2 separate regions of the Homo sapiens genome follow, and region 2 is linked to region 1. Evidence: read pairs that join two places in POLR2A ChIA-PET (ENCODE). Cell type or tissue: GM12878. All regions are shown on one strand. Each heading gives the region's core, and the rest is flanking DNA. Links, peaks and the distances in the headings are about the cores only.

The links. Peaks named below come from ENCODE experiments on the same cell type or tissue, not always from the same donor. Only the 100,000 strongest peaks of a DNase experiment are listed, where the experiment ranks them.
Region 2: POLR2A ChIA-PET joins it to region 1 with 5 read pairs; 3 of 35 experiments call an interaction of 5 or more read pairs at or near these places.

Annotation. Positions count from the first base shown.
Region 1 is chr2:23,844,708-23,859,945 of GRCh38, forward strand. ATAD2B (ATPase family AAA domain containing 2B) reads right to left here. Exons shown (of 28, transcript NM_017552.4): 13 at 12,708-12,796. Among named protein-coding and RNA genes, the nearest start is that of ATAD2B, 75 kb to the right of the region's middle. RefSeq lists an enhancer at 6,291-6,340. In GM12878, for the core only: no CTCF peak of the experiment used is centred there; a DNase peak (open chromatin) is centred at 6,084; H3K27ac peaks cover 2,379 bases.
Region 2 is chr2:23,941,423-23,956,660 of GRCh38, forward strand. All of the region lies in intron 1 of UBXN2A (UBX domain protein 2A), which reads left to right. It also overlaps the pseudogene SDHCP3. Among named protein-coding and RNA genes, the nearest start is that of UBXN2A, 8.6 kb to the left of the region's middle. In GM12878, for the core only: no CTCF peak of the experiment used is centred there; no DNase peak of the experiment used is centred there.

The DNA of each region.
Region 1 (15,238 bases), core at 2,329-10,328:
GCAAAATTAACAAAGTTTCGGCAAACTATGGGACAACATCAAGAAACTTAACATATGTGTAATTAGAGTCCCAAAAGGAAAGAGGAGACAGGAGGTGGGGACGACAGAAAAAATAATGAAGAAATAGTGGCCAAAAATTTTACAAGTTTGATGAAAAACACACCCAAGAAGCTCAATTCAAGAATGAGAAAAGGGGAGAAAACTCCACCAAGATATATCATTAAATTGCACAAAACCAGTCAAGAAGGAAAAAAAAACCTAAATGTACCCAGAAAAAAGATACATTACATACAAAGAAACAAAAATAGAAATAAAAGCATAATTCATTACTGAAGCAATACAAATGAGAAGAAGAAAGACCAACATCTTTAAAGCACGGAAAGAAAAAGAAAAAAGTGTCGACTTCAAATTTTATACCCAGAGAAAATACCCTTCAAAAACAAAGGCTAAGTTCTCAAAAAGTTAAACATAAAACTACCATCCTGCCTAGCAGTTTCACTCCTTATCTCTACCCAAGAGCGATAAAAAATATATGTTCTACACAAACATTTGCATTGAACGTTCACAGTAATATTCATAATAGCCCAAACTGGAAACAACCTAAATGTCCGTCCAGTGTGTTGTATAGCCATACAATAAGAATACTGTTCAGCAATAAAAAAGAACAAAATACTGACCCATATTATATCATGGATGTTCCTCAAAACCATTATACTTAGCAAAAAAAAGCCAGACACAAGAAACCACATAGTATATGATTTTAATAATACAAAATGTCTAGAAAAGGCCAATCTATACAGAGATTAGATTAGTGGTTGGCTGTGGGCAGGAAAAGGAATTTACTGTAAATGGGCATGCTGGAATTTTTTTTTTTTTTTTTTTTTTTTTTTGAGACAGTGTCTCACTCTCTCACCCAGGCTAGAGTGCAGTGGCACAATCAAAACACACTGCAGCCTCGACCTCCTGGGCTCAAGCAATCCTCCCACCTCAACCTCCCGAGTAGCTGAGACCACAGGCATGCACCACTACACCCAGCTAATTTTTGTAGTTTTTGTAGAGACTGGGTTTCACTATGTTGGCCAGGCTGGTCTCAAATTCCTGGGCTCAAGCGATCTGCCTGCCTCAGCCTCTCAAAGTGCTGGAATTACAAGCAAGAGTAACTGCACCCCACCTCATGCTGGATCTTATTAGGGGTAGAAAGATGTTCTAAAATTGATTTATATCAATAGTTGTACCACTTTGTTGAGGTACTCTAAAAATTACTAAACTATACACTTAAAATGAGCAAATTTTATGACATATAAATATACCTCAATAAAGCTGTTTTGGCCAGACACAGGAGGGTGAGGCGGGCATATCACTTGAGCCCAGGAGCTTGAGACTAGCCTGGGCAACATGGTGAAACCTTATCACTACTAAAAATTCAAAAAGTGGCTGGGCGCTTTGGCTCATGCCTGTAATCCCAGCACTTTGGGAGGCCGAGGCAGGCGGATCACAAGGTCAGGAGTTCGAGACCAGCCTGACCAATATGGTGAAACCCTGTCTCTGAGACCACAGGCATGCACCACTACACCCAGCTTATTTTTGTAGTTTTTGTAGAGACTGGGTTTCACTATGTTGGCCAGGCTGGTCTCAAATTCCTGGGCTCAAGCGATCTGCCTGCCTCAGCCTCTCAAAGTGCTGGAATTACAAGCAAGAGTAACTGCACCCCACCTCATGCTGGATCTTATTAGGGGTAGAAAGATGTTCTAAAATTGATTTATATCAATAGTTGTACCACTTTGTTGAGGTACTCTAAAAATTACTAAACTATACACTTAAAATGAGCAAATTTTATGACATATAAATATACCTCAATAAAGCTGTTTTGGCCAGACACAGGAGGGTGAGGCGGGCATATCACTTGAGCCCAGGAGCTTGAGACTAGCCTGGGCAACATGGTGAAACCTTATCACTACTAAAAATTCAAAAAGTGGCTGGGCGCTTTGGCTCATGCCTGTAATCCCAGCACTTTGGGAGGCCGAGGCAGGCGGATCACAAGGTCAGGAGTTCGAGACCAGCCTGACCAATATGGTGAAACCCTGTCTCTGAGACCACAGGCATGCACCACTACACCCAGCTTATTTTTGTAGTTTTTGTAGAGACTGGGTTTCACTATGTTGGCCAGGCTGGTCTCAAATTCCTGGGCTCAAGCGATCTGCCTGCCTCAGCCTCTCAAAGTGCTGGAATTACAAGCAAGAGTAACTGCACCCCACCTCATGCTGGATCTTATTAGGGGTAGAAAGATGTTCTAAAATTGATTTATATCAATAGTTGTACCACTTTGTTGAGGTACTCTAAAAATTACTAAACTATACACTTAAAATGAGCAAATTTTATGACATATAAATATACCTCAATAAAGCTGTTTTGGCCAGACACAGGAGGGTGAGGCGGGCATATCACTTGAGCCCAGGAGCTTGAGACTAGCCTGGGCAACATGGTGAAACCTTATCACTACTAAAAATTCAAAAAGTGGCTGGGCGCTTTGGCTCATGCCTGTAATCCCAGCACTTTGGGAGGCCGAGGCAGGCGGATCACAAGGTCAGGAGTTCGAGACCAGCCTGACCAATATGGTGAAACCCTGTCTCTACTAAAAATGAAAAAATTAGCCAGGCGTGGTTGGTACACACCTGTAGCTCCAGCTACTTGGGAGGCTGAGGCAGGAGAGTGGCTTGAACCTGGGAGGCGGAGGTTGCCATGAGCAGAGATTGCGCCACTGCACTCCAGCCTGGGCGACAGAGTAAGACTCCATCTCAAAAAAAAAAGTCAGGTGGGTACAGTGGCACACACACCTGTGGCCCCAGCTATTTGGGAGGCTAAGGTGGGAGGATCAGTCGAGGCTGCAGGGAGCCATGATCACACCACTGCACTACAGCCTTGGTGAAGGGAATGAGACGCTGTCTCAAAAACAAAGCTGTTTTTGCTTTTGTTTTAAAAAAAAAAAAATGTGCTTTCAGCCAGGTGTGGTAGCTCATGCCTGTAATCCCAGCACTTTGGGAGACCGATGTGGGCGGATCACAAGGTCAGGAGTTCAAGATCAGCCTGGCTAATATGGTAAAACCCCATCTCTACTAAAAAAAAAAAAATACAAAAATTAGCCAGGCGTGGTGGCACGCAGCTGTAGCCCCAGCTACTCGGGAGGCTGAGGCAGGAGAATCGCTTGAACCCAGGAGGCGGAGGTTGCAGTGAGCCGAGATCGCACCACTGCACTCTGACCTGGGCAACAGAGTGAGACTTCATCCCAAAAAAAAAAAAAAAAAGTGTTTTCAGATATGGAAAAGCCAAAAGAACTTGTCACTTGCAGGCCCACACTGTAAGAAACGTATACATAAAGAAACTGATACTAACTGGAAATATGAACATCTACAAAAGGATAGAGAGCACCAGAAATGGTAAGTATAAAAAATATTTAAGATATTTTTATTTACATTTCTTCAAAAGTTTTTAAAGTTTTAAAAATAAAATGTACAAGGCCAGGCACAATGGCTCACACCTATAATCCCCACACTTTGGTAGGCCAAGGCAGGCGGATCACTTGCAGTCAGGAGCTCGAGACCGTGTCTCTACTAAAAACACAAAAATTAGCCAGGCATGGTGGCGTGCACCTGCAATTCCAGCTACGCAGGAGGCTCAGGCAGGAGAACTGCTTGAACCCGGGAGGCAGAGGTTGCAGTGAGCCGAGACTGCGCCACTACACTCCAGCCTGGGTGACAGAGTGAGACTCTGTCTCAAAAAATAAAAAATGTATGACAATAGCACAAACCTCAGGAGAAGAAAAATGCAAGTATACTATTTCAAGGTTCCCATATTATATGTGAAATGGCCTATCATCAATTGAAGGTAGATGGTTACAAGTTAAAGACATATACCATAAACCCTAAAGTTACTATGAAAATAATAAACAGTAATGGCTAATAAGCCAGCAATGGAAACAAACTGGAATCATAAAAAATATTCAACTAATCCAAATGAAGGTGGAACAATAGGAAAAGGGAAAACAAGAAACAGGCTAAGAGAAAATCATCTAGATGATAAATTTAAACCTAACCATATCAATAATCACACTAAATGTATAAGTGTCCATTTTGAAGGAAATGGTATTTTCATTGTCTTGACTGTAGTTATGGCTTCACAAGTATATATGTATGTTAAAACCTTCCAAGTTTTACTCTTTATCAATGTCAATATTGTGTACATACATATAGTATATATATTATACCTCAATAAAGCTCTTTTTAAAACTCAATAGCAAAATTGAGACTCTAAAAAAAAACTTTCAAAGTTTCAAAGTGTTTTTTAAAAAGGCAAAAAAGAAACAGAAAAAGAAAACAGCAGACACAAATAGAAAATGGAAATGAAATGATCCCCAATTCAAATATATCAATAATTACATTAAACATTGACTAAACAGTCAAATTAAAATTAAGAGACAATGCAATTAAGAAAATAAGACCCAACTTTATATAGTCTATGAACAACACAGGTTGAAAGCAAGTTAATGGCAAAAAATATACCACACAAACAGCATGAAGTCTAGAATAGGTGAATTATTATCTGATAAAAATAAATTTCAAAATTAAGTGTATTACAAGATAAACATGGACATTTCATAATATAAGAAAGCAACATCAACATAAAGATGCAATAAATGTGTATGAAACTAATATAAAATTTCAAAATATGTGAGACAAAAACTAGCAGAATTAAAGGGACAAAGAATTCATTATAGCTGGACATTTTAACATATTTGTCTCTGCAATCAATAGAATTAGACCTAAACATCTGTAAGAAAACAAAAGAGGCCAGACACAGTGGCTCACGCCTGTAATCCCAGCACTGCCTGTCGAGGCAGGCAGATCACTTGAAGTCAGGAGTTCAAGACCAGCCTAGCTAACATGGTGAAACCCCATCTCTACAAAAATACAAAAATTAGCTGGGCATGGTGGTGCATGCCTGTAATCCCAGCTACTCAGGAGGCTGAGGCAGAAGAATCACTTGAACCTTGGAGGCGGAGGTTGCAGTAAGCCAGACAGAGCCACTGCACTCCAGCCTGGGCGACAGAGTGAGACTCCGTCTCAAAAAAATAAAACCCCACAAAAGAGTCTGCTTAACACTATTAATGCCTTGTCTTATTTTATATTTATAGAACACTATACCATAAATGGCAGAATGCAAATTCACAGGATACACTGGGACATAAAGGAGAATGCAATAAATTTAAAAATGACTTTAATACAAAAAAAATTAGCTGGGTGTGGTGGCATGCCTCTGTAGTCCCAGCTACTCAGGAGGCTGAGGCAGGAGAATGGCCTGAACCCGAGAGGCGGAGCTTGCAGTGAGCTGAGATCGCGCCACTGCTGGAGTGGGCAACAGAGCAAGACTCCGTCTCAAAAAAAAAAAAAAAAAAAATGACTTTAAGAGTTATGATCTCTAGATCACAATAAAACTAAATTAGAAGTAAATAACAATAAAATAATCAGGAAAAATAACCACAGCTATTTGTAAATTAAATACACATCTAAATTAAATACACAATGACTGTGTCAAAGAAAAAATGACAAGAGGAATTGGAAATTATTTTGAACTGAATGACAGTGAATACATGTCAAAAACTGTGGGATGTAGCTAAAGCATTGCTTAGAGGGAAATTTACAGGTGTCAATGCCTATATTAGAAAAAAAGAAAAGTTTCAATCAATTTCTAAGCTTCCATCTTAATCTGAAAAAGGGAGTTAAATTAAAAACAAACAGAAAAGACTTGGGAGACCTGAAATACATACTGCTATATAAAAGAAGCCAATCTGAAAAAACTACATACTGTTTGAGTCCAACTATATGACATTCTGGAAAAGGCAAAATTATGGAGATAGTAAAAAGATCAGTGGTTGCTGGGGAGATAGGGAGGGCTCTGCAGGGCAGAAGAGAAGGGGGGATGAATGAATAGACGATTTGGGGGAAGTGAAAATATTCTGTATGATACTGTAAGAGCAGATACGTGTCATTACACATTTGTTGAAACCCTAAAACTGCCTGCTATGAATGGAATGTTTCTATTCCCCTAAAATTCACACATTGAAACCTAATCACCAATGTAATGTTGTTAAGAGGTATTAAGAGTTAAGAGCTAAGGTGTTAAGAGTGTTAAGAGGTGGAACCTTTGGGAGGTAATTAGGACACAAGGGCAAAACCCTCATAAAGAGGATTCCTGCCTTCATAAAAGAGACCTGAAAAAGCTAGCTGGTCTTTTCTACCATTTAAGGACACAAGAGAAGTCATCAGAACCAGAAAGCAGGTCCTCACCAGACACTAAATCTGCTGGCACCCTGATCTTGGACATCCCAGCCTCCAGAAATATGACAAATAATGTTCTGCTATTTCTAAGCTACCCAGTTTTATAGAGATTTTTTGTTTTCTGAGACAGGGCCTCACTCTCTCACCTAGGCTGTAGTTCGGTGGCACGATTGTGGCTCACTGCAGCCTTGACCTCCCCAGGCTCAAGTGATCCTCTCACGTCAGCCTCCCAAGTAGCTAGGACGAGAGGCACACCACACCCAACTAATTTTTGTACTTTTAGTAGAGACACGGTTTTGCCACATTGCCCAGGCTGGTCTCAAACTGCTGAGCTCAAGAGATCCACTGTCCTTGGCCTCCCAAAGTGCTGGGACTACAAGTGTGAGCCACTGTGCCCAGTCATGAATAGTCTATTTTTAAGACCATTTGTTAGGGCAGTTTTAGGTTAACAGCCAAATTGAGAAGGAAATACAGAGACTTTCATACGTCCCCCGCCTGCCCCTTCATATGTATACCCATGCCCCAACAGAGTGGTGCACTTATTTCAACTGATGAACCTACAATGACACATCACAATCTACAAAGTCCACAGTTTACATTAAGGTTCACGCTTGATGATATACATTCTATGGGTTTGGACAAACATATCATGATGTGGATCCACTCTTACAGTATAACACAGACTATTTTCACTGCCCTAAAAAATCTTTTATACTCTGCCTACAAATCCCCCTCAGTCTACTAATTTTTAAAAATATAAGAAAAAAGGTAGTATAAAATTGGAAACAAAAATAATAGTAGAAAATCTATGAAAACAGAAGTTGCCTCTTTGGGGGAGAAAGGACCAATAAAATTGATAATCCTCTAGCCGGAGTAATCAAGAAAAAAAAAAAGAGAAAACACAGGTTATCACCATCGGAAATGAAAAGAATACTACCGCAGACTATTTAGGCATTAAGGAGATAACAGAATAGTAGGAAAAAATGTATGTAAATTTCTTGACTTAGGTGAAATGAACAAATTCCTTTAAAGATAAACTACCAAACTAACAAAACTGACCTAAGAATAAATAGAAAACTTGAACAGCCCTGTATCAACTGAAGAAATTTAACTTGTAATCAAAAACCTTTCCATAAACAAAACTCCAGGCCCAGGTATTTTCACTGGTGAATTCTCTCAAACACTTAAGAAATGAATAACATCAAACTTACACAAACACTTTCAGAAAATAGAGAAAGAGGGAATGCCATCTCATCTTTTTTTTTTTAAGAGACAGGGTCTCACTATGTTGCCCAGGCTGCTCTTGCACTCCTAGACTCAAGAGATCCTGCTGCCTCAGCCTCTCAAAGTGTTGAGATTACAGGCATGCACCATCACACCCAGTGTATATCTCATCTAATACACATCAAAATTACCTGATTCCAAAACCAGATGCAGATATTTTAAGAGTAATTACAGATCAAAATCTCATTAATACAGATAATAAAACTTTTTATATTAGCAAGTGGAATCCAATAATTTTTTAAGAAAGACAATATATTATGAGCAAGTGAGGTTTATTCTAAGAATGCAAAGTTAGTTTACTATCTAAAATTCAGGCCAGGCGCAGTGGCTCACACTTGTAATCCCAGCACTTCGGGAGGCCGAGGCAGGTGGATCACCTGAGGTCAGGCGTTCAAGACAAGCCTGACCAACATGGTGAAACCCTGTCTCTACTAAAAACACAAAAATTAGCCAGGCACGGTGGCAGACACCTGTAATGCCAGGTACTCGGGAGGCTGAGGCAAGAGAATCACTTGAACCCAGGAGGTGGAGGTTGCAGTGAGCCGAGATCACGCCATTGCACTCCAGCATGGGCGACAGAGCGAGACTCCATCTCCAAAAAAAAAAAAAAATCTAAAATTCAATCAAAATAATGCTCTACCTTAATAGAATACAGGAGAAAAGCCATATGATCAATTCAAAAGAGACAGAAAAAAAAATATGTTACAAAGTTCAGTACTCTATCCCAGTAAAATAAACTCTCACAGCAAACTAGGAATATAGTGGAAATCCCTCAATGTAATAAAGGGCACCTATGAAAAACTTAGTTAAAATCACATTCAATGGTTAAAGTCTCAATGTTTTACAGCCAATGAAGGAAACAGGCAGTGATTTCCATTATCACCATTACTATTTAACTGAATTCTAGCCAAAGAAATAAGAAAAAGAAATAAAAGACATAGATTGGAAAGGAAGAAGTAGAAGTACCTTTATTTGCAGATAAGGTATATGTATAAAACCGTAAGGAAACCACAAAATAGCTAATAGAACTAACAAATGAATTTAGCAAGGTTGTGGATACAAAGTCTATAAACTCAGTTGTATTTTTATAAACCAGCAGTAAGCAATTAGAAAATAAATTTTCTTTCAAAACTCCATTCACATTAAATGAACAATAAAGTATTTAGGGATGCATTAAACAAAAGATGCCTAAGATCCTTATGCTAAAACCATAAGACACAGGAAAAGGAAATTAAAGAATACCTAAATAAATGAACAGAATTACCATGTTCATAGACTGAAAGACGAATAAGGATGCAATTCTTCCCAAATAGATCGAAGGATTAATTGCAATCCCAAATAAATCCCAACAGTCTTTTCTAAAGAAACTGACAAGAGGCTTTAGAAATGTAAATGGAAAGATAATAGATGACTACAACAATTCTGAAAAAGAACAAATTTGGAGGACTTATACTAAAATGAACATTAATCAAGACAGTGGTATAAGGATAGACCTGTAGATCAATGGAATCAACTAACAAATCTAGAAATAGACACACATTTATATGGTCAATTTTTGTCAAAGACGTGCCAAGAAATTTAACAAAGTAAACTCTTCAATATATGGTTCTGGAACAAATGAGTATCTGTATAAAAAAATAGGCTGGGCATGGTGGCTCATGCCTGTAATACCAGCACTTTGGGAGGCCGAAGCAGGAGAATCACCTGAGGTCAGAAGTTCGAGACCAGCCTGGCCAACATGGTGAAACATACCTCTACTAATAATACAAAAATTCGCCAGGCATGGTAGCACACACCTGTAATCCCAGCTACTCAGGAGGCTGAGGCACAAGAATCACTTGAACCTGGGAGGTGGAGGCTACAGTGAGCTGAGATCGCGCGACTGCACTCCAGCCTGGGCAACAGAGTGACACTCCGTCTCAAAGAAAAAAAAAGAATACCTGTATTAAAAAAATAAACTTCAGTCCATACCTTAAACTATCTACAAAAATTAACTTAAACCCTCACCTCTTACTGATACACAAACATTAACGTAAAATGAATCATTGACTTAAATATTAAGAGCTAACACTGGCTGGGAACAGTGGCTCATGCCTGTAAGCCCAACACTTTGGGAGGCCGAGGTGGGTGGATCACCTGAGGTCAGGAGTTCTAGACCAGCCTGGCCAATATGGTGAAACCCCACCTCTACTAAAAATACAAAAATTAGCCAGGCGTGGTGGCAGGCACCTGTAATCCCAGCTACTCGGGGGGCCAAGGCAGGAGAATCGCTTGAACCTGGCAGGCGGCGGTTGCAGTGAGCCAAGATCGTGCCATTGCACTCCAGCCTGGGGCACAAGATCGAGACTTCGTCTCAAAAAAAAAAAAAAAAGCTAACGCTATTAATATTTTCAAAGAAAACATCCAAGAAAATTATTGCCACACTTATTTAGGCAACTTTTCTCAAGCAGAACACAAAAGGCACAGATACATTTTTTAAATCTATATGGTGGCTTTATCAAAATTCAAATCCTGACTCTTCAAAAGTCCTAACTAAGCAAACAAAGATACAAGCCAGAACACTGGAAAAAAATTTCAAAACAAAGACTGGGCCAGGGGTATTGTCTCATGCCTGTAATCCCAGCACTTTGGGAGGCCACGGCAGGCAGATCACTTGAGGTCAAGAGTTCGAGACCAGTCTGGCCAACATGGCAAAACCCTGTCTCTACTAAAAATACAAAATTAGCCGGGCATGGTGGTGCACACCTGTAATCCCAGCTACTCGAGAGGCTGAGCCAGGAGAATCGCTTCAATGCGGGGTGCGGAGGTTGCAGTGAGCTGAGATCGCACCACTGCACTCCAACAGGGCAACAGAGCAAGACTCTGTCTCAAAAAAAAAAAAAAAACACAAGGACTACAACACAACAAGACACACAATCTAATTTCTAGTTTTAAAAAATGGCGCAAAAGATTTACAGACATTTCACAAATGAAAATATATAAACAGGCAATAAACACAAAGATGCTCAATATTATTGGATTAATATTAAAGCTTAATATTATTTGTATTACTATTAATGCAAATTAAATCCATTACTGTACACCCACTAGGATGGCTAAAGTTAAAGACAGTTAACACCACCAATTGTTGGCAAGGATGAGGAACAACTCAAATTATCATACGTTATAGGAAAATAAAAATGGTAAAACCACTTTGGAAAACAGTACAGTGTTACCTTAGAAACTTAAACACACATTTACCATAGGCTCCAGAAATTCCTCTCTCAGGGATTTACCCAACAGAAAAGAAAACATGTCCACACAAAAACTTGTAGAGACGCTTTGAGAGGCCAAGATGGAGGGCTCGCTTGAGACTAGGTGTCAGAAACCAACCAGGGAAACATAGCGAGACTCCGTCTCTACAACAAATACAAAAATTAGCCAGGTGGGGTACTGCATGCCTGTAGTTCTAGCTACTCAGGAGGCTGAGGCAGTAGGATCACTTGGGCCTAGAAGTTTGAGGTTACAGTGAGCTATGATCACACCATTGCACTCCAGCCTAGGTAAGAGAATGAGATCCAGTCTCTTAAAAATGCTTTGGACCGGCCGGGCATGGTGGCTCATGCCTGTAATTCCAGCACTTTGGGAGCCTGAGGCGGGTGGATCACAATGTCAGGAGTTCGTGACCAGCCTGGCCAATATGGTGAAACCCAGTCTCTACTAAAAATACAAAAAAAATAGCCAGGCGTGGTGGCACATGCCTGTAATCCCACCTACTTGGGAGGCTGAGGCAGGAGAACTGCTTGAACCCGGGAGGCAGAGGTTGCAGTGAGCCAAGATCCCGCCACTGCACTCCAGCCTGGGCAACAGAGTGAGACTCCATCTCAAAAAAAAAAAAAAAAAGCTTCAGACCAGAATTATTTTAAACTTGGGATATTTTTCAGATTTTGGAATATTTGCATTATATTTACCAGTGGAGCTTCCTGAATCCCAAAATCCAAAACTGAAAAAGCTTTGATGAGCATTTCCTTTGAGTGTCATGTGAAAATTCAAACAGTTTCAAATGTTGGAACATTTCAGATTTCAGATTTTTGGATTTGGGATGCTCAACCTGTAGCAGGTTGAGCATTATCATAATAGCTAAAAATAGAAGCAAAACAAATCTCCCATCAGATGGTAGATTGAAAAATAAATAGTAGTATACACACACACATATACATTAAGGAATACTCCTGGGGAGTGAAAAAGAATAAAATATTAGCATACATGACATCGAGGCCAGACACAGTAGCTCACATCTATAATCCCAGCACTTTGGGAGGCGGAGGCAGGCAGATCACTTGAGGCCAGGAGTTCAAGACCAGCCTGGCCAATATGGCGAAACCCCATCTCTACTAAAAATACAAAATTAGCCAGGCATGGCAGCACATGCCTGTAATCCCAGCTACTTGGGAGGCTGAGGCATAAGAATCACTTGAACCCAGGAAGTGGAGGTTGCAGTGAGCCGCGATTACGCCACTGCACTCCAGCCTGGGTGACAGGGTGAGACTCTGACTCTAAAAAAAAAAACCAAAAAATTATGCTAAATTAGGATGAGAAAACTTTTTCTGTAAAAGGTCAGATAGGCTGGACACAGTGGCTCACGCCTGTAATCTCGGCACTTTGGGAGGCTGACTGGGGAGGATGGTTTGAGGCCAGGAGTTGAAAACCAGCCTAGGCAAGAGAGCAAGAACTCGTCTCTAAAATAAATTAAAAAAAAAAAAAATTAAAAGCCCACATAGTAAATGTTTTAAACTTTGCAACGCATTCGGTCTCTCTATCACAGCTGCTGAACTCTACTATTGTAGCACATAAGAAACCACATGCAATGCTTAAGGAATGAACATGGTTGTATTCCAATATAACTTCATTTACAAAAACACACAGAGGCCTGGATTTGGCTCACAGGCTGTGGTGTGCTGACCCCTGTACTAAGAGAAAGAAGTAGTCCTCACAGACACAGATTGTTTTAAATTTCTTTGTAAGCCTCATAGCACTTAGCTAAGGGCTAAGGCTAACTACCAAGTCAATGCGTAAAAAAGAAATCAAGATAATCAGATAAAGAAAAATTACCTGTGGATCTGATCTTGTCTGCTAGAGCGAACTGGAGCTAATCCATCTATTTCATCAAAAAATATTATAGAAGGTCTCATCAAATATGCCTAGTAAGAAGAAAACAAATAATATTTATTGTATTTGTTTTCATTTTTAAAATTTATTATATTTTCTTAATAGGTAATAAAAGCAAATGGTACAACATGCAGCAGGTATGAAGGAGTATATAGCAACGAGGAAATCTTACCACCCAGTTTCCAACAACCATGTCTCCTCCAGTAAGCAACTACTGTTTTCAGTTTGTTTATTCTTCCATACATACTTATACACAAACCAAAGTGTATTTTTTTTTTTTTTTTTTTTGAGACGGAGTCTCGCTCTGTCACCCAGGCTGAAGTGCAGTGGCACGATCTCGGCTCACTACAAGCTCCGTCTCCCAGATTCACACCATTCTCCTGCCTCAGCCTCCTGAGTAGCTGGGACTACAGGCGCACACCACCACGCCCGGCTAATTTTGTTGTATTTTTTAGTAGAGACAGGGTTTCACCACGTTAGTCAGGATGGTCTCGATCTCCTGACCTCGTGATCTGCCCGCCTCGACCTCCCAAAGTGCTGGGATTACAGGTGTGAGCCACCACACCCGGCCACCAAAGAGTATTTTTTAAACACGCATGATAGCACACCACACACATTCTTTTTATTTATTTGTTTTAGGTTTTATTTATTTATTTATTTATTTTTTGAGACAGAGTCTTGCTCTGTCACCCAGGCTGGAGTACAGTGGTGCAATCTTGGTTCACTGCAACCTCCGCCTCCCGGGTTCAACTGATTCTCCTGCCTCAGCCTCCCGAGTAGCTGGGATTACAGGCATGTGCCACCATACCTGGCTAATTTTTGTATTTTTAGTAGAGATGGGGTTTCATCATGTTGGCCAGGCTGTTCTCACACTCCTCACCTCAGGTAATCCACCCACCTCGGCCTCCCAAAGTGCTGGGATTACAGGCGTGAGCCACCGCACTCAGCCTACACATTCTTTTTATATAACAATGTATGTTGTTAAGTAATTTCCGTATACTTAAGACCTGTCTCATTCTTTTTTTTTTTTTTTTTCTTCAGACAGGGTCTTACTCTGTCACTCAGGCTTGAGTGCAGTGGCATGATCACAGCTCACTACAACCTCAAATGCAAACAATCCTCTTGCTTCAGCCTCCAGAGTACCTGGGACTACAGGCAGGGACCAACACGCCCAGCTAATTTTTAAGTATTTGGAGAGATGAGTTCTCACTATGTTGCCCGGGATGGTCTCAAACTCTTGGGCTCAAGTGACCCTTCCACCTCGGCCTGCCAATGTGCTGGGATTACAGGTCTGAGATACTGTGTCCAGCCTGCCTCATTCGTTTTCAACAGCTATATGATGTCCCACCGTATGGATGTGCCACAGTTAAACCTGTCCCCTTCTTATGGATACTTAGGCTGTTTTCAATATTTTCCTATTGGCAACAATATTGTAACAAATAATAGTAAATAAATAACTGTATTTATCATTTCATATGAGTATAAACATATTAATATAATAAATCCTAAAAGTAGAACTACTAGCTCAAAAGGCATGTGTCATTTCTAATCTAGTTAGATATTTGCAAATTGCCATCCACTGAAGTATCATTTTACCCTCTAACCAGCAATATTTAAGGGTGCTCACCAGCAATGTATTATCAAACTTATTGACCTTTGCTAATTTTTTAGGATAAAGAATGTTATCTCATTTTATTTTCAATTCTTATTTATAAGATGGATACATTATATATCCATAAAAGTCATTTATATTGCTTTTCCTATGCTGCCCATTACTTCACAAGATCACTAGTCTTTTGCTTAGTGAGTTCTAGAAGCTACTTATTTATTTATTTATTTATTTATTTTGAATTTTTGAGACAAGGTCTCACTCTCTCACCCAGGCTGGAGTGCAGTGACATAATCACAGCTCACCTCAGCCTCCACCCACCAGCTCAATCAATTCTCCCGCCTCAGCCACCTAAGTAGCTAGGACTACAGGTCCATGCCAACACACTTGGCTAATTTTTGTATTTTTATAGAGGCAGGGTTTCACCACGTTGCCCAGGCTTATTTATTTATTTTAAAGGTGAATGCTCTGTCTGTAATAGGAAATGCAAATATTTTTCTGCAAAGAGTATCATTTATCTTTTGAATTAGTATTGCTATGGTTTGAGTTTGTCCCCTCCAAAACTCATGTTGAAATTTAATTGCCGGCCGGGCTTGGTGGCTCATGCCTGTAATCCCAGCACTTTGGGAGGTCGAGACAGGCGGATCTCTTGAGGTCAGAAGTTCGAGACCAGCCTGGTCAACATGGTGAAACGCCGTCTCTACTAAAAACACAAAAATTAGCCACGCGTGGCGGGGGGGGCACCTGTAATCCCAGCTACTCGGGAGGCTGAGGCATGAGAATCGCTTGAACCCGGGAGACAGAAGTTGCTGTGAGCCGAGATTGTGCCACTGCACTCCAGCCTGGGTGACAGAGCGAGACTCAG
Region 2 (15,238 bases), core at 2,878-10,877, 97 kb after region 1:
AGAGTATCTTTTTATAACACTAATGTTAGTGCTAGGCACTGGCGGAGTCCAAAAATGTGTAAAAAATGTGTGCAGGAGGGAGTGGTTAAGCACACTAATGATATGAGGCTGACTGCAGTCCAGTGTTAATGGAAGCTCACACTTACTGAGCAGTTGTTTTCAGCTGGGCACTGTGGAGGGTACTTTACTTGCATTTTAATTTAATAATGTATAATAATTAGCATACACTTGATTTAATTTTTTTCATTCAAAAAAATTTTAGTACCTACTGTGTACTGAATGCTAAGGATACAATAGTGACAATTACAGACTCTGCCTTTAGACTCTACAGTGTCATTGGGCAAAACAGATATTAAGCAAATAATCAGGGCCCGGAGCGATGGCTCACGCCTGTAATCCCAGCACTTTGAAAGGCTGAGGTGGGCAGATCACCTGAGGTCAGCAGTTCTAGACCAGCCTGGCTAACATGGTGAAACCCCGTCTCTCTCTACTAAAAATACAGAAATTAGCTGGGCGTGATGGGGGGCGTCTGTAATCCCAGCTACTCAGAAAAACTGAGGCAGGAGAATAGCTTGAGCCGGCGAGAGGTAGAGGTTGCAGTGAGCCAAGATGGTGCCACTGCACTCCAGCCTGGGTGACAGAGCGGGACTCCATCTCAAAAAGTAAAATAAAATAAATAATCACACAAATAAATGCCAATAAGCAAAGACAGAGGCTAAAATAAAGAATGTAAGTTGTTTGTGAGAGAAGGTAACAGGGGGACTTATCCAAGCTGGGAAAGTTTTCCTAGGAAAGTAATCTTTGAGCTTAGATATTAGGGATAAATAGGAATTAGGGGAAGATGACTCCCAAAGGAGAGAAGAAAGGCTCAGGCAAAGGAAATAGATGGCGCGGAGGCTAGGGAAGATGGTCATTTCAGGAACTTCAGCAGTTGTTGTGTGGAAAGCAAAAGGGTGCTGTGATAAAGTAGGTTAGGGCCAAAGAGATGATGCAGGGCTTTTTTTTTTTTTTTTTTTTTTGTTACAGAGTCTCGCTCTGTCACCCAGGCTGGAGTGCAGCGGCACGATCTTGGCTCACTGCAATCTCTTCCGGATTCAAGCGATTCTCCTGCCTCAGCCTCCCGAGTAGCTGGGACTATAATGCGCGCCACCATGCCCGGCTAATTTTTGTATTTTTAGTAGAGATGGAGTTTCACTGTGTTGGTCAGACTGGTCTCAAAATCCTGACCTCTGGTGATCCACCCACCTCGGCCTCCCAGAGTGCTGGGATTACAGACGTGAGCCACCGTGCCCGGCTGATGCAGGGCCTTTTAAGCAATGTTAAGGATTTGGGACCAGCTTTTTCTGTTTCTTTTTCTTTTTTAAACTTTTATAGAAAACTTTTCAAACCACTCAAATGTAGGGAGAGAACAGTACAATGAACTCTCCCGTAATATTACCCAAATGACTTGGATGTTATTTTAACAGTAATAGGAAGTCGTTTAAAGGTTTACCTCCGTCAGAAAAAAAAAAAGTTTAAAGCAAGGTAAGTCTTACTACAAACAACTTTTTTTTTTTTTTGAGACGGAGTCTCGCACAGGCAGGAGTGCTGTGGTGCAATCTCCGCTCACTGCAACCTCTGCCTCCCGGGTTCAAACGATTCTCCTGCCTCAGCCTCCCGAGTAGCTGGGATTACAGGCATGCGCCACCATGCCTGGCTAGTTTTTTGTATTTTTGGTAGAGACGGGGTTTCACTGTGTTGGCCAGGCTGGTCTCGAACTCCAGACCTTCTGATCTGCCCACTTCAGCCTCCCAAAGTGCTGGAATTACAGGCGTGAGCCACCGTGCCTGGCCAACTTTTTATTTCAAAAAGTCGTCCTGACTGCTGTGTAGAAACTGGATTGGATGGGGACAAGAATGGAAATGAGGAGACCACCTAGAGTTGATGGTGGTTGGGACTAGAATTGTGGCAATGAAGGCATTGAAAATTTAAGAGTACCTAACTGATCTCTTCTCATGTTAATAATTTTATATTCACACCTATTGGAGGAATCATGGAAGGTTTTCTAAAGGAGATTGTATGTATGTATGTTTTTATTTATTTGAGATAGAGTTTTGTTCTTGCCACCCAGGTTGGAGTGCAATGACCCAATCTTGGCTCATGGCAACTTCTGCCTCCTGGGTTCAAGCAATTCTCCTGCCTCAGCCTCCCAAGTAGTTGGGATTACAGGTATGCACCACCACACCCAGCTAATTTTGTATTTTTAGTAGAGAGAGACAGGGTTTCACCATGTCGGTCAGGCTGGTCTCGAACTCCTGACCTCAGGTAATCTGCCCGTCTTGGCCTCCCAAAGTGCTGGGATTACAGGCTTAAACCACCGTGCCCAGCTAAAGGAGATTATATTTAAAATGAGCTTTGCATTTCCGTCCAGACCAGAACCCAAGATGGCTGCACTCTTGCTGAGACATGTTGGAGTGGTCATTGCCTCCGAGCGCACTTTAGCCCTCAGCTTTGTATCAGAAATGCTGTTCCTTTGGGAATCATGGCCAAAGAAGAGATGGAATGGTTCTGGAATAAGAACACAGGTTCAAACCGTCCCGTATCTCCCCACGTCACTATCTAGAGTTGGTGTCTTCCTATGTCGATGTCCATCTGCCACCATGGCTCTGGTATTGCTTTGAGCACAGGGGTCTCTTTTTGGCATGTCAGCCCTGTTACTCCCAGGAAAGTTTAAGTCTTACTTGGAACTCATTGGTCCCTGTGTCTGGGGCCAGCACTGATGGACACAACTAAGTTTGCACTCGTCTTCCCTCTCATGTATCATACCTGGAATGGGATCCAACACTTGATGTGGGACCTAGGAAAAGGCCTGAAGATTCCCCAGCTATACCAGTCTGGAGTGGTTGTCCTGGTTCTTACTGTGTTATTTGTAGGGCTGGCAGCTGTGTGAAGAACTGAGGTGACCAGCATCATCTTCCTACACATTATTGTATTCACCCATCTTTCAGTTTGTCAGTCTTATCTCCACCCTGGGAAAAGTTCTCCTTATTTGTTTAGATTCTTTTGCGCTTTCAGATCCCCTTGGAACAGTACAGTACCTTGTAGACCGTAATGGTGGAAAAGGGTCTAGTTTTCCCCTTGTTTCTAAAGATGGGGTGGCTGCAAAAACTCCCCTTTTTTTGCCCACAGCTTGCCTAATCTGGGCCTAGAAGCAGTTATTCTCTCTCCATATTGGGCTTTGATTTGTGCTGAAGGTCAGCTTTTGGCTCCTCCTTCCTGGGATATTGGAAACAATGCCAGCTCTGTGGCTTCTGCCCTGGGGACTGGGGGTGAGGCTTTGGGCACCACTGCCTGTGAGTTGCTGGCTTAAAGGACAGTTCTGTTCATTGGTGAGAGCCAGGCCATTAACACCTACGCAGTGTTACTGAAAGAAGAGAGGTGGGAGTGGAGCAGAATTAGTCTGTCCCAGCTAGAGAGAGCTAAAGAGGACTAGTTAGTTCTTGGAGCAGCTGCTTTGAGGAGAAAATATATAGCTTTTGACCCAAGAGGAAGATCCAGAAAATTATTGAATATATTAAAGTTTTTTTTCTTGCATTTCTAGAAAAGCCTCTTAATTTTTTGCTTTCTCATCCAAGTCATGTACCACTTTTTTCTGAAACTGAATTAAAATACTTATTAAAAAAAAGGGGGGAGGGCCCTTTGTGACATAAGATAACATTTCAGTATGGAGCCCTGGAATGAGAATGTCCTGGAATGGGAATGTCTTGGTCAGCCCTGGAATGACTCAATAAGTAACCTTGCCAGTCTCTGCCTAAGTGTCACCTTTCCCATAGGATTTTCTCATTTAAATTACTGTTGTCACTACCACTTTGGTCCTTGGAGTATATAAGTAGCCCATTAAAAATTTCTAGGAAAGGACAAAAATATATTTTCTTCATTACTATGATTACAGCTAAAATAAGCTGAAACTTTCCAAAAGATTTCATTTTCTATCACTTAGTATATAGTAAACCAGAATTCACAAAATATACAAATGAACTGTCTTTTAAGTATTTGGTTCTGATGCTATCATAGTTGGTTGCTTTTGGAGGCTTGGGGGCCTAATCACATTCCATAGAAGATCTAAGTAAAAGGAACCCAACATGGAAATGTGATCCATTGGTTTCTTTTCCCTCGTGTTTAATACCTGGAATGGCCTTATCCTTAAAAAGAAACGTAAGCTTCTATATAAAGGTAGCATGTCTGATTGTATAATACCTTGATACAAATCCATAATCTAAAAAAAAGTGGCCAGTTTTTTGTTTGTTTTTGCATTTTTTCTCCTCAAATTCCTTTTGACCATGAAATATATGTTTTAAAAAATAAAATTGTAATGTGCAATTTTTAATTTAATTTTTAATTATGCATTTAATTCTTTTTTTTTCTTCTCTTTTTTTTTTTTTGAGACAGGGTCTCACTCTGTCACCCAGGCTGAACTGGAGTACAGTGGCATGATCTCAGCTCACTGCAACCTCTGCCTCCCAGGTTCAAGCAATTCTCGTGCCTCAGCCTCCCGAGTAGCTGGGGATTATAGGTGTGTGTTCCCACGTCCGGCTAGTTTTTGTATTTTTAGTAGGCACAGGGTTTTGCCAGGTTGGCCAGCCTGGTCTCAAACTCCTGGCCTCAAGTGATTTGCCCCCTTGGGCCTCCCAAAGTGTGGGGATTACAGGCATGAGCCACTGTGTCCAGCCACATTTAATTCTTTTGTTTATTTATTTATTTATTTATTTTTAGACAGAGTTTCACTTCGACATCCAGGCTGGAGTGCAGTAGTGCAATCTCAGTTCACTGCAACCTTTGCTTCCGGGTTCAAGCGATTCTCCCGCCTCAGCCTCCTGAGTAGCTTGGGACTACAGGCGTGTGCCATCATGCCTGGCTAATTTTTGTTTTTTGTTGTTTTTTTTTTTTACTCACTCTGTCACCAGGCTGGAGTGCAGTGGCGTGATCTCGGCTCACTGCAATGTCCGCCTCCTGGGTTCAAGCGATTCCCCTGCCTCAGCCTGCTGAGTAGCTGGGACTATAGGCGCACGCCACTATACCTGGCTATTTTTTTTTGTATTTTAATAGAGACGGGGTTTCACCATGTTGGCCAGGATGGTCTCCATCTCCTGACCTCGTGATCCACCCGCCTCAGCCTCCTAAAGAGCTGAGATTACGGGCATGAGCCACCATGCCTGGCCAATTTTTGTATTTTTAGTAGAGATGGAGTTTCACCATATTGGCCAGGCTGGTCTTGAACTTCTGACCTCAAGTGGTCCACCTGCCTCAGCCTCCCAAAGTGCTGGGATTCAGGCATGAGCCACCGCACCCAGCCCTATTTAATTCTTAAGATGTAGTTTTTATATTCAGATTCTTATACACTTATTTTAAATTTTTGTTTATAGATTTTAAAAAAGAAATCAGACAGTCTCCCAAGTCAGAAGAGTCTCAGACTCCCAATTTATTAATTTTTTTTTTTTTTTTTTTTGAGACAGGGTCTCACTCTTACCCAGGCTGAAATTCAGTGGCACAATTATAGTTCACTGCAGCCTTAAACTCCTGGACTCAAGCAACTCTCCTGCCTCAGCATCCTGACTAGCCAGGACTACAGACGTTTGCCATGATGCCTGGCTAATGTTCTTATTTGTAGTAGTGACAGGGTCTCACTGTGTTGCCTAGGCTGATCTTGAACTCCTAGCATCAAGAGATTCCCACCACCTGAGCCTCCTAAAGTGCTGAGATTACAGGGGTGCACCACTGTGCCTGGCCTAACGTAAGCATTTTAAAATACCACATTCTTAGTAGTCCAAATCTATTTTGACTGGCCTTTCCTGTTAGTGGACATGTTCCATAAAACTCAGTCTTCTCTGTCTCCTGATTGATTTCATCACTGCACTTTTTGGGATAGTATTTGAGAAGATGTTCGGTAAACTGTGATATGCTATATCAATGTAAGATGATGGTGATAGTTGGAAGTAGACCGAAGAAAAATGAAGGCAGTTCTTTTCATCTGTTCATTCTTGTGCCAACTTTATGCTGATAACTTGGATATTTGTCAGATGGCTTTTTTTATTCTCTGCAGTATAGTACATGACTTAGGTTCATTCATGTCATATGACTGTGATACATTTGTAGCAGCTCACTCAATTGATATAAATAAATTTTAGTTGGTTCATTTGCATGTTACTAAATTTATGATAGAAAATGACTGCGGTAATGGTGACTTTGTGGTGTCTCCATGTTAAAATTAATTTTTACATCATAATTCTATGCCATGCTTACAATTAGTAATTCAGTTTGTTTTTTCCTTATTAGTCCATAAAATTGTGCTACTAGAAACTGTCATACTGATACTGACACTTTTGTCATTAGTTTTAAATCAGTGGCTTGCACACATTGGTGGGTGGTTCAATAAGTATATAAAACATTTTTTTTTAAGTTTTTGTTTTTTTGAGATGGAGTTTTGCTCTTGTTGCCCAGGCTGGAGTGCAATGGCGGGGGCTCAGCTCCCTGCAACCTCCTCCTCCCAGCTTCAAGTGATTCTCCTGCCTCAGCCTCCCAAGTAGCTGAGATTACAGGTGCCCACCACCATGCACGGCTAATTTTTGTGTTTTTAATAGAGACAGGGTTTCATCATGTTGGCCAGGCTGGTCTAGAACTCCTGGCCTGAGGTGATCCGCCCGCCTCAGCCTCCCAGAGTGCTGGGATTACAGGCGTGAGCAACTGTGCCGGGCTTTTAAAAAGTTTAATTCGTGAAATCAAAAGTAAAATTTCATAATCATGTCAAAATTAGGACTTTTTAGATTAAGTCTGAAGATGTTTCTTTTTCTTTTTCTTTTTTTTTTTTTTTTGAGACAGAGTCTCACTCTTGTTGCCCAGGCTAGAGTGCAGTGGCGTGATCTCGGCTCACTGCAACCTCCACCTCCCAATTCAAGTGATTCTCCTGCCTCAGCCTCCCAAGTAGCTGGGATTACAGGCATGCGCCACCATGCCTGGCTAATTTTTGTGTTTTTAGTAGAGACAGGGTTTCACCATGTTAGCCAGGCTGGTCTCAAACTCCTGATCTCAGGCGATCTGCCCACCTCGGCCTCCCAAAGTGCTGGGATTACAGGCGTGAGCTTGAAGATGTTTCTTACCAATCTCTATAACAGATTATGGTGGGGGATGAGGAAAGAAAAAGGAGTATAACACTGTTGTATTCTTAGTATCTTCAGTCCTCAGAACAACCTGAGGGGGATAATTATGTCCATGCTATAAGTTAGGCAGCTGGGACTCAGAGAAGCTAAATAACATATACAAGGTCACCTAGCTCAAAAGTGATGTAGCCAGTATTCCAGTAAAACTCAGTTTGAATTTGAGGTCTATTCTATCTTCATTCTCTTTTGCTGTCATAAAACAAGTAAAAGCAATTTGTCAGTACCTTATAACTGTAAAATGATGGAAAAAAGTATTTGTAATTTCCTAGAGAACAATAACCTATTACTGGAAACTCAGTGAAATCCTTTAAGTAAGACTTCTCTTGTAGCTTTTTTTTTTTTTTTTTGAGACAGAATCTCTGTCACCCAGACTAGAGCACATTGGCGTGATCTCCCCTCACTGCAACCTCCATCTCCCTGGTTCAAGTGATTCTCCTGCCTCAGCCTCCCAAGTAGCTGGGACTACAGGCGTGTGCTACCAAGCCTGGCTATTTTTTTTTCTTTTTTTTTTTTTTTTTGTATTTTTAGTAGAGACGGAGTTTCACCATGTTGGCCAGGCTGGTCTTGAACTCCTAACCTCAGGTGATCCGCCTGCCTTGGCCTCCCAAAGTGCCGGGATTACAGGCATGAGCCACCACACCCAACCCTCTTGTAGCTTTTAGAAGAAATTTATTTGCCAGGCATGGTGGCTCACGCTTGTAATCCCAGCACTGTGGGAGGCCGAGGTGGGCGGATCATGAGGTCAGGAGATGGAGACCATCCTGGCTAACACATCGAAACCCTGTCTCTACTAAAAATACAAAACATTAGCCGGGCGTGGTGGCACATGCCTGTAGTCCCCAGCTACTCGGGAGGCTGAGGCAGCAGAATCACTTGAACCCAGGAGGTAGAGGTTGCACTCCAGCCTGGGCAACAGAGCAAGACTTCATCTCAAAAATAAATAAATAAATAATAAAAATAAAAATAAGTTTATTTATAGCCGGGCGTGGTTGCCCATGCCTATAATTCTAGCACTTTGGGAGGCCAAGGCAGGAGGATCACCTGAGGTCAGTAGTTTGAGACCAGCCTGGCCAATGTGGTGAAACGCTGTCTCTACTAAAAATACAAAAATTAGCCAGGCATGGTGGCACATGCCAGTAATCCCAGCTACTTGGGAGGCTGAGGCAGAAGAATCACTTCAACCTAGGAGGCGGAGGTTGCAGTAAGCTGAGACCTCACCACTGCACTCTAGCCTGGGCAACAGAGCAAGACTCTGTCTCAAAAAAAAAAAAATTATTTGTATAAATGTGTGGGGTACAAGTATAATTTTGTTACATGGATATATTGTACAGTAGTAAAGTCAGAGCTTTTAATGTATCCATCACTGGAATAATTTCTCATCATCCCCCCACCCCCACCCCCACCCCCACCCCAAGGATCGCTACTCTTTGCTTTGCACTTGCTGCACACTGTGAAGGATACAGGAAATGTGTAAGTCATGGTACTTATCCTCAGCGATGTCAGATCTGGTAAAGAGAGTGAAAAGAAACAGTAATAAGCAATATCACACAATATGATTTAAATGCCAAAAATCTAAATGCTTAGGAGGAGACTATTACTAAGGGTCTAATATTTCATCTTTATGGTGGAAATGGATCTTGAGCTGGGACTTAAAGGATAGTTAGGATTTGAATGCCTAGGACGATGATTACAATGTGAACAAAGTAGTAGAATGAACATGTTATGCTTTTGAGATAATGAAGACCAGATCTAAACTATGGAAATATTTTATTTTATTTTTATTTTATTATTATTATTACTGTTTTTGAGACGGATTCTCGCTCTGTTGTCCACGCTGGAGTGCAGTGGCATGATCTTGGCTCACTGCGACCTCCGACTCCTGGGTTCCAGCAATTCTCCCACCTCAGCCTCTTGGTAGCTGGGATTACAGGCGCCCTCCACCATGCCTGGCTAATTTTTTGTATTTTTAGTAGAGATGGGGTTTCACCATGTTGGCTGGGTTGGTCTCGAACTCCTGACCTCAAGTGATCCGCCCACCTCGGTCTTCCAGTGTGCTCGGATTACAGGCATGAGCCTCTGCGCCTGGCCTATTTTATTTTATTTTTTGAGATGAAGTTTTGCTCTTACGCCCAGGCTGGAGTGAAGTGGCACGATCTTGGCTCACTGCAACCTCCACCCGCCGGGTTCAAGCGATTCTCCTGCCTCAGACTCCCGAGTAGTTGGGATTACAGGTATGCGCCACCACACCCATGCGTGGTTCGCCGTGTTGGCCAGGCTGGTCTCGAACTCCTGACCTCAGGTGATCCACCCACATTGGCCTCCCAAAGTGCTAGGATTACAGGCATGAGCCACCATGCCTGGCCTATTCATTATTTTTTAGTTGACAATAATTTTATATATTTATGGGATACATTGTGGTGTTTCAGTACTTATGTACATTATGGAATGGTCAAATCAGGCTAATTACCATGCCCCTCAGCTCAAATACTTAACATTTCTTTGTTGTGAGAACATTTAAAACCCATTCCTTCTGCTATTTTGAAGCATACAGTATTATTAACTGTAGGAGATTATTTTGAATTAGTTGAAAATAATGTTGGAGAACTGCCAAGTGAAAAACAAACAGCCCCACCAGATTATAATGTCCAAAAGAGCTGGGATCTTTATCTATTTTGTTCAATATGTATCCCAAGCACCTAGAATCATTCATGTCTGATATATAGTAGGTGCTGAATAAGTATACACTTTAGTTATTTTTAACAACTTTCCATCATTATAATTGATATACAGTAAGATGGATATATATATATATATATATATATATATATATATATATATATATATATATAGTTTTGTTTCATTTTGAGACAGTTTTGCTCTTGTCACCCAGGCTGAAGTGCAGTGGTGCGAGCTTGGCTCACCAGAACCTCTGCCTCCAAGGTTCAAGCGATTCTCCTGCCTCAGCCTCTGGAGTACTTGGGATTACAGGCACCTGCCACCATGCCCAGCTAATTTTTGTGTTTTTAGTAGAGACGGGGTTTCACCATGTTGACCAAGCTGGTCTCGAACTCCTGGCCTGAAGTGATCCCCCTGCCTGGGCCTCCCAGAGAGCTGGGATTACAGGCATGAGTCACTGTACCATTTTATTTCTTAAAAAAGAAACAAATGAGTCAAGCTGATCTGAATGGTCAGGGTGGGTGTTTATATTTTTCTCTTTCCTTTGTGTATGTTTGAAATATGTAGACATTTTTAAAGTGAAGCAATTAATTTTAGGAATACTACGTTTGAAGGAAGAAATCTTATGAGAAAACGTTAATGGGCATAGAGTTATGATTTCCTGAAGTTTTTTTCCTTTTTTTTTTTTTTTTTGAGACAGAGTCTCACTCTGTCACCCAGGCTGGAGTGCAGTGGTATGATCTCGGCTCACTGCAACTTCTGCCTCCTGTGTTCAAGCAATTCTCCTGCTTCAGCCTCTCAAGTAGCTGGGACTACAAGCGCTCGCCATCACACCCGCCTAATTTTTGTATTTTTAGTAGAGATGGGGTTTGACCATGTTGGCCAGGCTGGTCTCAAACTCCTGACCTCAGGTGATCCACCTGCCTTGGCCGCCCAAAGTGCTGGGATTACAGGCGTGAGCCATCACACCCGGCTGCTGGGTTTTGTTTTTTAAGACGGTCTCCCTCTGTTGCCCAAGCTGGAATGTAGTAGAATGATCACAGGTCGCTGCAGCCTCAACTTCCTGGGCTCAAGCGATCATCCCATCTCAGCCTCCGGAGTAGCTGGGACTACAGGCATATGCCACCGTGCCGGGCTAATTTATTTTTTATTTTTATTTATTTATTTTTTTGAGACAGAGTCTTTCCCTGTCGCCCAGGCTGGAGTGCAATGGCGCGATGTCAGCTCACCACAATCTCCACCTCCCGGGTTCAAGCAGTTCTTCTGCCTCAGCCTCCTGAGTAGCTGGGATTACAGGTGCGTGCTACCACGCCTGGCTAATTTTTTGTGTCTTTAGTAGAGACGGGTTTCACCATGTTGGCCAGGCTAGTCTTGAACTCCTGACCTTGTGATCTACCTGCCTTGGCCTCCCAAAGTGTTGGTATTACAGGTGTGAGCTACCACACACAGCCAAATTTTTGTATTTTTTGTAGAGATGGGGTCTGGCTATGTTGCCCAGCCTGGTTTGGCACTTCTGGCCTCAAACAGTCCTCCCACTTTGACATCCCAAAGTGCTGAGATTACAGGTGTGAGCCACCATGCCTGGCCTGTTTATTTAATTTTAAAATTGTGAAAAAGTCATTGATTTTTTTTTCAAGCCATGAATCAACCAAATGTCATATGAAGCTCTTAGTTGTTTTTTTTTTTTTTAACAAAGTAATCTTTATTGTGGTCATAATACATCTTTTCATAGTCATTAGTTTAAATGTGGATACACATTGCTTTTCACAGCTTCAAATTTATGATTTGGAGAGTAAGAGGCAAGTTATATTTCATAAGGATTCAAATCTTTGAAATTACTGCTACTCTTAGATTATTAAGAGTAATTTTCTGATAGAGCAAAAGTACTGCCTTTTAAAAAAACAAATGAAATTGCGGTATAGCACTCTAGGTGTATATATTTTTAGGGTAGAGTTTTTCATCCCAAATTTTATTATGAAACTTTTCAAGTGTGTATAAAAATGGAGAGAACAGTAAACTCTCATATCTACTCATTACCCATCTTGATGATTATCAAGTTGTGGCCATTTTGATTTTAATTATATTCCATCCACTCCCCAATCCACTTGATTGTTTGAAGCAAGTTCCAGTTATAGTATTCATCAGTCAATATTTCAGTATGTATCTAAAGCAGTGACTTAAAAAACTTATAGCTACAGTCCCATCGTCACACCCTAAAAATTAATCATCGCTCCAAAATAACATCAGATATCCCGTCACTATTCAGATGTTACGGATTCTTTCATAACTTTTTTTTACGGTTGATTTGTTTAAATCAAAATCGAAATATGGTCCATACATTGTAATACATTGATATATTTCTGAAATATTTAAAGAATCTACTGTCATCACATTTTTCTCCCTCATAATATATGTGTTGAAGAAAATGGATCATTTTTCCTAAAGAATTTCCCACATTCTGGACTTTGTTGATTGCATTCTTGTGATATCATCTGATTATGCTCCTTTGTGCCCTGTATTTCCTGTAATCTGGTAGTTAGATCTAGAGGCTTGAATGGATTCAGATTCACATTTTTGGCAAGAATAGATGATGGTACAAGCTTTTACACTGAGGCATGTTTTTTTGTCTGGTTGTCTCTGTTTGTGATGTTAGCAGCCATTGATATCATTGCCTAGATTCATTATTGCATTAGCAGTTGCAAATTGGAGACATTATAATTTTTTTTTCTTTTTGTTTTAAGACTGAGTTTCACTCTTGTTGCCCAGGCTGGAGTGCAATGGCGTGGTCTCAGCCCACTGCAACCTCCGCCTCCCGGGTACAAGTGATTCTCCTGCCTCAGCCTCCCGAGTAGCTGGGACTACCCATTAAGTAACTGGTCCTTCCCCATTCATCTCAATCCCTAGTAACCTCTGTCCTACTTTCTGTCTTTATCAATCACCTATTCTAGATATTTTATATATTTGGAATCATAAAGTGTTTGTCCTTTTGTATCTGACTTTTTTATTCATGTAGCATCATGTTTTCAGCATTCATCCATGTTATAGTATGTATCAGAATTTCACTCCTTTTATGGCTGAATAATATTCCATTGCTTATATACACCTCATTTTGTTTATCCATACATCTGTTGATGGATACTTGGGTTGTTTCCACCTTTTGGCTATTGTGAATATTGCTGTAGCCACCAAAATGTTTTCCTCAGCAGCTGCAGTATTTCACATTCCCACCAGTAGCGTACCAGGGTTTCAATTTCGTTACAACCTTGCCAACGCTTGTTTTCTGCTTTTTGTTTTCTTTTTAATAGCCATCCTAGTGGGTGTGAAGTAGTATCTCATTATGGTTTTGATTTGTGTTTCCTAGGAACTATTGATTTTGAGCATCTTTTCACGTGCTTATTGGCCATTTTTATTTCTTCTTTGGAAAAATGTCTATTCACACAAGTCCTTTGCCCATTTTTGCATATCTTTTTTTTTTTTTTTTTAAGAGACAGATTCTTGCTCTGTTGCCCAGGCTGGAGTGTGGTGACATGATCATGGCTCACTGCAGCCTCAAATTCCCTGGCTCAAGTGATCTCCTGCCTCTCAGCCTCCCAAGTAGCTGGGAATACAGGAGTGTGCCACTGTGCCCAGCTTGCCTACCTTTTTTTTTTTTTTTTTTTTGAAACAGAGTCTAGCTTTGTCGCCAGACTGGAGTGCAGTGGTGCAATTTCGGCTCACTGCAACCTCCACCTCCCGGGTTCAGGCCATTCTCCTGCCTCAGCCTCCTGAGTAGCTGGGATTACAGGCATGCACCGCCACGCCCAGCTAATTTTTGTATTTTTAGTAGAGACGGGGTTTCACCTTGCTGTCCAGAATGGTCTCGATCTCCTGACCTTGTGATTCGCCCACCTCGGCCTCCCAAAGTGCTGGGATTACAGGCGTGAGCCATCGCACCCGGCTGCTTGCCTACCATTTTTAAGTTGCCATTTTCTTGATTCAGCATTCCCTTGGTTGCTGTAACCCTTCTTTGACTATTTTCTAGAGTTCTGACAAAGTTGGTTCTAAGAGTTTCTACTTGTCTTTTGATATTTCTGTAGAGGGGACAGGTGCCTGGACCTACCTGTTCTTCCATTTTGCTGATGTCACCCTCAAGAGTTTAATTTTCCTTTTTCTTTTTCTCTCACTCTCTTTCAATAAGGAGTTTAAACATTTTAAATCTTGTATATATAATCCTGTGTCACTTAATGAAGGGCATACATTCTGGAAAGTGTCATTAGGCAGTTTTGTCATTGTGTGAATATCATACAATGTATTTACACAAACCTGATGTTATAGCCAACTATACACACAGGCTGTATGGTGTAGCATATTGCTCCTAGGCTACAAACCTGTACAGCATGTTACTGTACCAAATACTGTAGGCAGTTATGATATAATGGTAACTATTTGCGTATCCAAACATATCTCAACATAGAAAAGACACAGTAAAAATATACTGTTATAATCTTATGGGACCACCATTGTATATGCAGTCCGTCATTGACCAAAATGTTGTTACACAGTGTATTACTGTATTTGGAATGTATTTTGGTTATGATAATGCCACATTACTGTGAGTTTATTAAAGGGTTCATCTCAGGCTGGAGTGCTGCGACGCAGTCTCGGCTTACTTCAACCTCTGCCTCCCAGGTTCAAGTAATTCTCATGCCTCAGCCTCCTGAGTAGTGGAGATTACAGATATGTGCCACTATGCCGAGCTGATTTTTGTATTTTTAGTAGAGATGGGTTTTGCCATGTTGGACAGGCTGGTCTCGAACTCCTGGCCTGAAGTGATCCAACTGCCTCGGCCTCCCAAAGTGCTGGGAGTACAGGCATGAGCCACCATACCTGACCTCATCTTTTTTATTAAAAAAAAAAAAATCTGATCGTATAGACTCACATATTTTTGTTTTATTCAATGGAGCAGAATCCACTAGTATTGTTATTTTTTTAGATGTTCAGTTTACCAGATTTACCGAATGGGAGCCCCTTCAGAGTGCCTTTGGGGTCACTTTTTCTTTTCATTTTTTCTTTTTAATTTATTATTTGTTTCTTTTTTGAGACAGTCTCACTAACTCTGTCACCAGAGTTGGAGTGCAGTGGCGCAGTCTCAGCTCACTGCAAGCTCCGCCTCCAGGGTTGAAGTGATTCTCCTGCCTCAGCCTACCTAGTAGCTGGGATTACTTGCGCCGACCACCATGCCTGGCTAATTTTTGTATTTTTAGTGGAGATGGGGTTTCACCATGTTGGCCAGGCTGGTCTTGAACTCCTGACCTCAGGTGATCCACCCTCCTTGGCCTCCCAAAGTGCTGGGATTACAGACGTGAGCCACCACACCTGGCCCTGTCCTT